Linked DNA regions of Homo sapiens: all the other regions are linked to region 1. Evidence: chromatin contacts called from ENCODE Hi-C or POLR2A ChIA-PET data. All regions are on one chromosome and are shown on one strand. The core of a region is the stretch at or near the end of the contact, and the rest is flanking DNA. Distances in the headings are between cores, read along the strand shown.

What was found. A loop is a pair of places that touch in the nucleus more often than their neighbours do. ChIA-PET counts read pairs that join two places held with the same protein, here RNA polymerase II (POLR2A). Pooled maps may share reads with other maps.
Region 2: a pooled map shows a loop between it and region 1 (2.2-fold over the local background). The contact joins the enhancer-like site here to the promoter of CENPM in region 1. A Hi-C loop is called at or near these places in 1 of 50 pooled maps. POLR2A ChIA-PET finds 5 or more read pairs at or near these places in 3 of 52 experiments (GM12878, activated CD4-positive, alpha-beta T cell and activated T-cell).
Region 3: a map of CD4-positive, alpha-beta memory T cell shows a loop between it and region 1 (9-fold over the local background). The contact joins the promoter of PHF5A here to the promoter of CENPM in region 1. A Hi-C loop is called at or near these places in 1 of 168 maps with a recorded cell type or tissue (CD4-positive, alpha-beta memory T cell), 1 of 37 single-sample maps with no recorded cell type and 8 of 50 pooled maps. POLR2A ChIA-PET finds 5 or more read pairs at or near these places in 2 of 52 experiments (CD4-positive, alpha-beta memory T cell and PC-9).

Annotation. Positions count from the first base shown.
Region 1 is chr22:41,945,569-41,948,725 of GRCh38, reverse strand. CENPM (centromere protein M) reads left to right here and starts at 1,574. Exons shown (of 6, transcript NM_024053.5): 1 at 1,574-1,706; 2 at 2,230-2,309; 3 at 2,721-2,813. The coding sequence starts at 1,650. It also overlaps a transcript of SMIM45 not described here. RefSeq lists an enhancer at 1,561-1,770.
Region 2 is chr22:42,417,606-42,420,762 of GRCh38, reverse strand. All of the region lies in intron 1 of NFAM1 (NFAT activating protein with ITAM motif 1), which reads left to right. Among named protein-coding and RNA genes, the nearest start is that of NFAM1, 13 kb to the left of the region's middle. RefSeq lists an enhancer at 1,261-1,380. Within about 2 kb of position 1,740, at least 5 of the 41 ENCODE cell types and tissues checked have a DNase peak (open chromatin) inside an H3K27ac peak, as active enhancers do; they include GM12878, where a contact is called at or near this core.
Region 3 is chr22:41,467,121-41,470,277 of GRCh38, reverse strand. It overlaps PHF5A (PHD finger protein 5A), which reads left to right and starts at 1,586. Exons shown (of 4, transcript NM_032758.4): 1 at 1,586-1,676; 2 at 2,131-2,154; 3 at 2,664-2,830. The coding sequence starts at 1,625. ACO2 (aconitase 2) reads right to left here and starts at 1,161. Exons shown (of 18, transcript NM_001098.3): 1 at 1,096-1,161. The coding sequence starts at 1,131. RefSeq lists enhancers at 494-1,055, 1,056-1,617, 1,187-1,856.

The DNA.
Region 1 (3,157 bases), core at 325-2,824:
GGCTGGCCTCAAACTCCCGGCCTCAAGTGATTCACCCGCCTCGGTCTCCCAAAGTGCTGGGTTATAGGCATGAGCCACGGCGTTCAGCTTACTTTATTTTCTTGTCATAGTGCCTACTACTGCTTGACTTTCAGGAAGTCCTCTCCACACCCCATGCCATGAGGAATGAAAGCCGTATCTGTGCTGAGGGCAGTGGCTCTATGGGGCCATTTACGTCCTGATCTTTCTGAGCAAGACACAGTTAGTTTAGTCTGCAGTAAGAAGGATTTAGGCTAGACAGTGTCTCTGCTCTCCCAGTTATTACAACAATGAACACACTGTTATCATTGTCTATCCCACCCCCATCAAACTAAGTTAATCAATAATGTCTGATTCAACTGACTTCCTAGGGTAGGGCATTGGGTCTGGGCATAGGAAATGATGAATGAATGACTGCTGAGAATGAATGGATGAATGTAATCCATCCATTCACTCAACAAATATTTATTAACTACGATGTACCAGGGACTTTTAGAGTGCTGGACATACAAAGTGACAAAGTCTCTAACCTCTTGTTTCTTACATTTTAGATGTAGAGACAGTGAACAAGTTATTATATAACTGTTGGCAGAACCAGTTTGCTATGGGCCCTGAGCGTCCCTGCATGTTCTTGCTGGGTATGTCAAGAAAGCAAGACCCTGACAGCTCTGTACTCAGGCTGTGTTTGCAGCAAGGAACCTTGAAAGATGAGGTAAAGTCTCCCATTGGACAAAGAACAGCATGCTTACCACTCACTGTAAAAGCAGTCAATTGGCAGGGCCTGCTGGTGTGCAGCGGTAGTCCCAGCTACTCAGGAGGCTGAAGCAGGAGGGCTGCTTGAGGCCAGGAGTTTACGACCCACCTGGGCAACATGGCCAGATCCCCATGGTGGCACTTGCCTGTAGTTCCAGCTACTCAGGAGGCTAAGCCAGGAAGATGACTTGAGCCCAGGAGTTTGAAGCTGTAGTGAGCTATGATCGTGTCACTATAGTCCAGCCTGGGCAACAAAGTGACGCTCCAAAAAAAAAAAAAAAAAAAGGGCCAGGCACGGTGGCTCACGTCTGTAATCTCAGCACTCACTTTGGGAGGCCGAGGCGGGATCACTTGAGGCCAGGAGTTTGAGACCGGCCTGGGCAACTTGGAGAAACCCCGTCTCTACTAAAAATAAAAAAATAAGTCGGGCGTGGTGACGCGCGCCCGTAGTCCCAGCTCCTTGGGAGGCTGAGGCAGGAGAATCGCTTAAACTCGGGAGGCAGAAGTTGCAGTGAGCCGAGATTGCGCGCATTGCACTCCAGCCTGGGCCACAAAGCGAGACTCTGTCTCAAAAAAAAAAAAAAAAAGTACTGTGTATGAGCATGAATGAATGAAAGTGAACAAAGGAATCACTAAAAACCTGCTTACTGTGGAGCGTGGAACCAAAGGCCTGTCCACCACGTGTTCCACGGGTAGCGCTGGAACGCCCCTCAGAAAAGGAGATAAAGGTTCGGTTCCTTTAAGAGGCCCCGTCCCGTCCCGCGAAGCCCCGCCTATAAGGAGGCACGTGCCCCCAGGCCGCGCTCTAGGGGCTGGACTCAGGGCGGTTTGAAAGATCGGCGCGCACCGCAGGAGCAACGGTTGGTCCTGCGGCTGTGATGTCGGTGTTGAGGCCCCTGGACAAGCTGCCCGGCCTGAACACGGCCACCATCTTGGTAGGTGCAGGCGGCCCTGCTTCCCCCGCCGGTTTTTCCTCCTGGGCGGTGCTTCAGCCACTAGGTCAACTGAGCTCTCTGAGGCGCCAAGCCAGCGCGCGCTACCGTGGCGGGGGCGGGGAATAGGCGGAGAGCCATGCTCTGAACCAATTGGAGTAGCCGCTCTCTGAGGTTGAGGGACGCACCCACCAATAGGTGCTCGGCGGACCCTTTCCCAGCTTCTGATTGGCGAGTTCCCGCGCCTGGAATTGGTTTTCCCGCGTCTGGGGGTCTGGCCTCCTGGAGAGGCCGGCGGTGGGAGCGAGGGTCGGGTAGTAGAGAGTGCGGTGCCCACAGGCCTGCAGCGGGTCCAAACCTCAGGCCCCCAGCCCGTGCCGCTTCGCGGGGTCCACTTCTCGGGAAATGTCCTCCGAGCCGCCTGCTGGCGGTGTCCCGATCCCCCCGGGAGTGGGTCGAAGGGCCAGGCCCTCCCCAGGGGGTGCTGTGCCTAGGGCTCGACTGTCCGCTCTCTCTCCCTGCGCAGCTGGTGGGCACGGAGGATGCTCTTCTGCAGCAGCTGGCGGACTCGATGCTCAAAGAGGACTGCGCCTCCGAGCTGAAGGTGTAAGTAGCCGCGGCTGTGGCCTGGGCCCACGTGTCTCTCACTCCAGAGGGATTCGGTCCTAGCTGCTAAACTCCGAAGCCCAGCGCCCCCTCCTCTGAGGCTGGTCCTTCTCCCAGCATGCAGCGTAGCTGGCTAGTCCCATGCCGTCTTATATCCCAACCTCCCCTTGCCGAGGTGGTGACTAAACAGAGCCCGTTTCTGGCAGAGGGAATCAGACAGGAGTAATCTGAATAGGACCGGACCTGTCCTGCCTCTGTGCTGGCCCAAGGAGTCGTGGCCACAAGAGCCTCGGGTGGCTAGGATGAGGTGGGGAGCCCTTGACGGCCTCTTTCCACATGAAGGGCAGCATTTAAACGGTCGCTATGAGGGGGGTACGGATATCTTGAGTCCTGCAATTTCCTGTTTTTCAGCCACTTGGCAAAGTCCCTCCCTTTGCCCTCCAGTGTGAATCGGCCCCGAATTGACCTGATCGTGTTTGTGGTTAATCTTCACAGCAAATACAGGTGAGAGCCAGAGGAAGGGGCAGTCAGGGCTCAGGCAGGCCTGGCTCAGGACTGTGCTGAGACGGTGACCTAACTTGTGATGGGAAGTGGTGAGGATGGGAGAGGCTGGCTGAGGTCAATCTGTAAGGTGAGGAGAGAGGAGCCAGTGGTCAGTGCACAATGTTTAAAATACACAACGGCCGGGCACAATGGCTCACACCTGTAATCCCAGCACTTTGGGAGGCCAAGGTGGGCAGATTGCCCGAGACCAGCCTGGGCAACATGGTGAAACCCCGTCTCTACTAAAATACAAAAATTAGCCAGGCGTGGTGGCATGTACCTGTAGTCCCAGCTACTCGGGAGGC
Region 2 (3,157 bases), core at 491-2,990, 470 kb before region 1:
AGTCTCGCTCTGTCACACAGGCTGGAGTGCAGTGGCGTGCGTGATCTCGGCTCACTGCAACCTCTGCCTTCTGGGTTCAAGCGATTCTCTTGCCTCAGCCTCCCGAGTAGCTGGGATCACAGGCGCCTGCCACCATACCCGGCTAATTTTTGTATTTTTAGTAGAGACAGTGTTTCACCGTGTTGGCCAGGCTGGTCTTGAACTCCTGACCTCTAGTGATCCACCTGCCTTGGCCTCCCAAAGTGCTGGGATTACAGGCGTGACCCACTGCACCCAGCCTGTTTGTTTTTTGAGAGAGGGTCTCTCTTTGTCACCCAGGCTGGAGTGCAGTGGCATGATCATAATTCATTGCAGCTTCGAACTCCCAGGCTCAGGTGATCCTCCTGCCTCAGCCTCCTGAGTAGCTAGGACTACAGGCATGCCATCATGCCTGGCTAATTTATTTATTTATTGAGTAGAGATGGGGTCTCACTATATTCTGCAGGCTGATCTTAAAGTCCTGAGCTCAAGAAATCACCCAAGTTCAGGAGTTCGAGACTAGCCTGGCCAACATGGTGAAACCCCACCTCTACTAAAAATACAAAATTAGCCAGGCGAGGTGGCGCATGCCTGTAATCCTAGCAACTTGGGAAGCTGAGGCAGGAGAATTGCTTGAACCGGGGAGGTGGAGGTTGTAGTGAGCCGAGATCGTGCCATTTCACTCGAGCCTGGGTACAAGAGCAAAATTCTGCCTCAGAAAAAAAAAAAAAAAAAAAAAAAAAAAAAAAAAAAACCAAGAGTGGGATTACAGACTCAAAGGGACCCAGCTTAAAATCCCATGTCTACCACTGCAATTTGGGCAAACCTCTTGCCTTCTCTGAGCCTCAGTTTTGTCATCTGCAAAAGGTGAAACCAAACCCAGGGGACATTGGCTCTTCTGATCACATGGCTTAACAGTGACGCCTGAGAGTCTGTGCTGTGCGGGGCAGCCAGACACCCAGGAGTGGCTCAGGGAGGAAGTGAGCATGTCCTGGAGACAGAGGGGGACCCCAAAGCCCAGGAGAGGAAGGAATGGGTAGGACATTCCGCACAGCCGGAACAGCACGGGCGAAGGCGCCGGAGTGTGGCAGGCTGACGTCTACGCAGGAGTGGGCGAGTGAGGGCCAGAGAGCAGCTGAGCGGGGCTGTGCAGGTCCTGGGAGGCAAGAACTGGATCCTCCAAGCCAGGGACTTTCCATTTTTCTTAGCAGTGGCCCAAAGTTAAGAGATGCATGTTTTAGCGTGACCCTGTCTGAACCCAATTGTATGAATATAACTGAAACTAGAAGGTCGCAAACAGTGCCCTTACTACGCATGAAATGCTTCATGTTCTATTTTTTTTAATTGCTTGTCTTGACCCCGTAAATTGATTTCAGACTCCTTCCTGGGTCTCCTCCAGCAGGGAGCCCCTGCCGGTTCAGGCAGGGCAGGAGCAGGATGAGTTTGTGGATCGCTGGGGACTCAGAGCCACAGAGACAGCCCTGGTTGGGCAGGAGAGGGGACTGGATGGGAGCTGTTGAGTTGGAGGGATGGGGGCGTTGTGCAGGTGGTGGGCAGGTCTGATCCTGAACATCAGTGATCCACAGGAAAGCTGCCAGGTGGGCACACAAACACGTGGGGGCACACCCCGCCAGGGACTCACTCGGCATGTGGTCCCCGCGCCAGGTGTGGGAGGATAGCAACTCCGCCCAGCTCTCAAACTCCAAGTTCAAGCAGCCACAGATTCATAAGAAGAACCGGAAAAGGAAGGACTCAGGCACCCGTGGGCGGTTGACAAACTCTTTCCCAACAAGGGTGGGAGAAGAGCAGCTGGAGGCTGAAGGCAGAGGGCTGTTCATGCCCCCAGCCCTGCACACACCACACCCCTGAGGGGCCTTCAGCCAGGCCAGGCCAGCGCCCGGGACAGGGACAGTGCCCAAGTCTGGGTCAGGGAAAGACCCCTGGGGGTCCTTCTGTGCCTGGACCATCAGGGCCTATGTGCCCTGCACTGAGGGCATGTCATTTAACCCGGCAGAAGGGTATAGGGCTGGCATTTGCCTTTTAAAAAAAAAAAAAACAGAGATAGCTCTTGTCACCCAGGCTGGAGTGTAGCAGTGCGATCTCGGCTCACTGCAATCTCCGCCTCCTGGGTTCAAGCGATTCTCTTGCCTTACCCTCCCAAGTATCTGAGACTATAGGCTTGTGCCACTACACCCAGATACTTTTTTGTATTTTTAGTATAGAAGGGGTTTCACCATGTTGGCCAGGCTGGTCTTGAACTTCTGACCTCATGTGATCTGCCTGCCTCGGCCTCCCAAAGTGCTGGGGTTAATAGGCATGAGCCACCACACCCAGCTGGGATTTGCCTTTGTAGATCCCCAAGGAGGACTCCCTGTCTCATTCTTGTCCCTGGGGAAAGGCAGCCTGGCCCGTGGCAAGTAGCTGGGTTCCAGGTCCCAATTAATCCCACCACAACCCCTTAAGGCTGGCATTGTTGCTCCCCCTGTGTTGTGGGGAGACACTGAGGTCAGAGAAGTAAAGCCAGCTGCCCAAGTTGCACAGCCTTGAAGTGGCAGAGCCAGGAGCCGCATCCAGGCCTGTTGCCTCCAGAACCTGGGCTTTTCCCAAACGCCCCCGCTCATCGCCCCTATTTCTGGCCAGGCCCAAGGCTTCCTCACAGTGTGGGAGGGACTTCCCTGGAGCTGCAGAGAAGTGAGGGATGGAGGGTGTGTCACCCCCCAAAACACAGTCTCCTGTAAAGCAGGGTGGGCAGACTAAGCAGGGATCCACGGCGCTGCCCAGATGAGATGTCTGCGCTTGCAGTTCTGTGGGGGTGGGGAGGCACAGGAGAGGAGTTGAAGACTCAAAACAAACAGCCAAGCCCGGGGACGGGGCGGGGGCCCTCCCAGACACCGTGTGGCAACCCTGCCTCTGATGGCCCTGCTGCCCTCCTGCTCCACCCCTCCTCCCCCATGGTCCTCACTATGGGTGCCCTCTCCCCTCTCCCTGCACCATCCTATCCACATTCAGCAGGTTCAAGAAGCTCCTGTTCAGAAAACTCCCCCTGGGCCAAACTCCCTGCCCCTGCAGCAGGGCAGGCCAGGCAGGAGAGTTCAGGTCCTCACCAGCCCCTCCTCACTCTCTGCCCCAACTCTGCCCT
Region 3 (3,157 bases), core at 337-2,836, 480 kb after region 1:
AAAAGGAATTCACAAAGTTAAATGTGAAAGGTTGACAGAGAATGTCTACAGATGCTTGCTTGATTTTTATTAACAAAGTACACATTTGACATTGAACCTCTGAGTATAACACCTTCCCAGGGCTGTCAAGTTAGAAGTGAAAAAATCATCTGGCAGTCAGTCAGCTTTCTAGATAGCTCCTAACAGGGGAGTCAAGGTCAAACTGGAGTCTCCTTATCCTCCCATATTTGACAAGCAACTTATTGTGAGGCTCAAAATATTCGTACTGCATTCTGACAAACAGAAATAATTGCACCGTGGTTCATAAAGTTCTGTGAGGGCAGGCTGACATAAACAAGAACTGAGTGGTGGTAGGGCCCATGCTTCTGCCACAGCACTTCGGTGACACTCTTGAGAATCAGAACTTTCACCTACTTTCTACCAGCTTTATCATCTATCAAATGAGAAAAACCACCTCATTCCTACGATTACAGGAATCAAATAATATTATGAAGAATTAAAACAGGCCTCAAATCTTGTGCAAAGGTGAGAGACTATTATTATATTATTTACTACGTATGGGCCCAGAAGACCGCCCCCCTCCCCGACATTCCACGTTCCGCAGGGTCCTCAAAAGGTGGTACAGGGTCCTAGTTTCTTCTCCAGACTCCAGGCCTGGCAACCGTAGATGCTGTCATGCCTCTGTTGCTAAGAGATGGGAAGTGAGGCCTCAGGAACTGGGCCTAGAAGACTCAACAACGACCGCGCCCCCTAGTCACCTTGTCCTCACCTTGAGGAATGGAAACACACCCCACGGGAGCAGGCAATGCTGTCCTCAAAAAGAAGAAAGAGGTGCCTCCGCTCTTCACCCGGCCGCCGCTGCTTGGGCCCACGCTTCTTGCGAGGCAGGGACAGGGCCAGGAAAGCTGACTGTGCCGGGGACGCCTTGACCTAGGGCACCAGAGAAGCGGGCACGGGTGCCGGGCCCACAACCGGGACAGGTACACGAGAAGTTGGCCCCAGGTTGGGCCCGCCTCGCCCTGCCTCGCCCACAGCCGCCGGCACAGTAGGAGGCACCCCGCCCCCGTGAACCCAGAGGTCCCTGAGCTCGCTCACCTGCAGCCGAGTCACCAGTAGGCTGTAGGGCGCCATTTTGTGCACTGACAAAGATGAGGTCGCATTAAAGTGACGTCCCACACGGCGCCTTTAAAGCCTTTGGGCAGGGGCGTGCCCGGAAGAGTGGGGCGTCACGGTGAAGGCGAGGCCTCCCTAGAGGCGCCAGAACCCTGTGAACGCAATGGGCGGAGCTCACGTGCAACGAACAGACACGCAAGAGGAAATCGGACTGCCCAAAGACACTTGCAGAAATAGATACCAAGCACAAAGATGTTTTACCCAAGAACAAATTTTAGTTATCTCCGCCATCCAAATCTGGGAGAGTTTTTAAGAGTTTCATGCACCTGCCAGGACCTGGCCGCCCAGCAGCGACAAAAACTCGCGCGAGAGCAAGACGGGCCTGGTGCAAGGATTGTAAACTGACGGAAGCTTAGAGAACCAATCACAGCGACGTGGAGGCAGGAACAATGGGGGTTAAAGGTCGGACGGAAGTTCCCGAAGCTTCCGGTGGCCGGCTTAGTTAGGAGCTATGGCTAAACATCATCCTGATTTGATCTTTTGCCGCAAGCAGGCTGGTGTTGGTGAGACTGCGCCCTACCCCTGGCTGTCTGGGCAGGGGTGGTATTAGGAGCTGGGGGGTCGGGGGTTCCCGTCTCTTCCTTAGGGGCTTGCCTCGCAGGCGCCACGTTTCCCGCCTCTCAGGCGCGGGGTGTTGTAGGAGCGCGCAGGTTTGTGGCCTCTGATGAGAAGAGGGCGGGGGTGCGCGTGCTGGGAGCCCCAGGCAGGTATCGGGGGGTGGGGTCTGAACCAGGTCCAGAGAAACTCTGAGCTTGCCCAGGGCGTTGGAGGAGATTCAGGAGGGTGCTTGGATGTAGGTTTGGTTCATATGGAAATTTGTAATGATAAAATGGCTATCCGCAGGTCTCACTCACTGCAGTCCTTACTCATGTCCCTACCCCCAGCTCGAGGATGTACTTCTCCTCTTTCTCAAAACCTTTATTCTAATTGTACTTTTTACCATCTTTCATCTTGCAGCCATCGGAAGACTGTGTGAAAAATGTGAGTGGAACACACCGTCCCAACAACCCACCCTTCCCACTCCCAGTTTTCTGTGGAACCAGCAAAAGTGCCACAAAGAGGGCTTTGAGTAGATGTGCCTGGAAGTATGTGAACACTGAATGCTGCACTTTAGCCAAAGGCCCCTCTAACTCCCCACTGCCGCTTGCACATTTAACGCTGTATCTCTCTAGTTTTCAACGGGAAGAATCGCCAGAGTAGCATGACCCCTCCCCAACACACAGCACTTTGCCAGCAATTATACAGGCTTATCATCTCCGAGGTGCTTTTCTAAGCTCTTCACATATGTTAATTGGTAAACTTTTGTATGTGTTGAGGGGCTTGAGATGGACACTGGGGAAACCAAGTTTTGTGATGCCAAGAGGAGGGCCCTAAAGTCACTGTCAAAAGGAGACTAGTGTATTTCCCAGGAGACTAGTATATTTCCCCATGGCAGGAGATAGCAGAGGACTGAAGAACTTGTGAGCATGACTCCATTCTCTTCCTTACAGGTGATGGCAAGTGTGTGATTTGTGACTCCTATGTGCGTCCCTGCACTCTGGTGCGCATATGTGATGAGTGTAACTATGGATCTTACCAGGGGCGCTGTGTGATCTGTGGAGGACCTGGGGTCTCTGATGCCTATTATTGTAAGGAGTGCACCATCCAGGAGAAGGACGTAAGTGTACAGCTTTCCATCTGACCTTTCCTCCTTTTGTTTAGTAACACTTTGCCATCCACTGCAATCTCCTATGGTCTATGGAGATTACTGTGTTCATCTAGTCATCTAGGTTATAATTTCTTCAAGTTCTGTGAGTCAAACTGGGTGTAGTCCAATAAAAGGCAGTTATTTTGCATCAAGGGGAAGAATGCAAGGGAAGCAAATCTTTGTCAAGACCAGCAATTTGGAGAGCCCTCTCATTCATGTCTCTGTGGTTATTCTTATTCAGAAATGACATCCGGCTGGGCGTGGTGGCCCACACCTGTAATCTCAGCACTTTGGGAG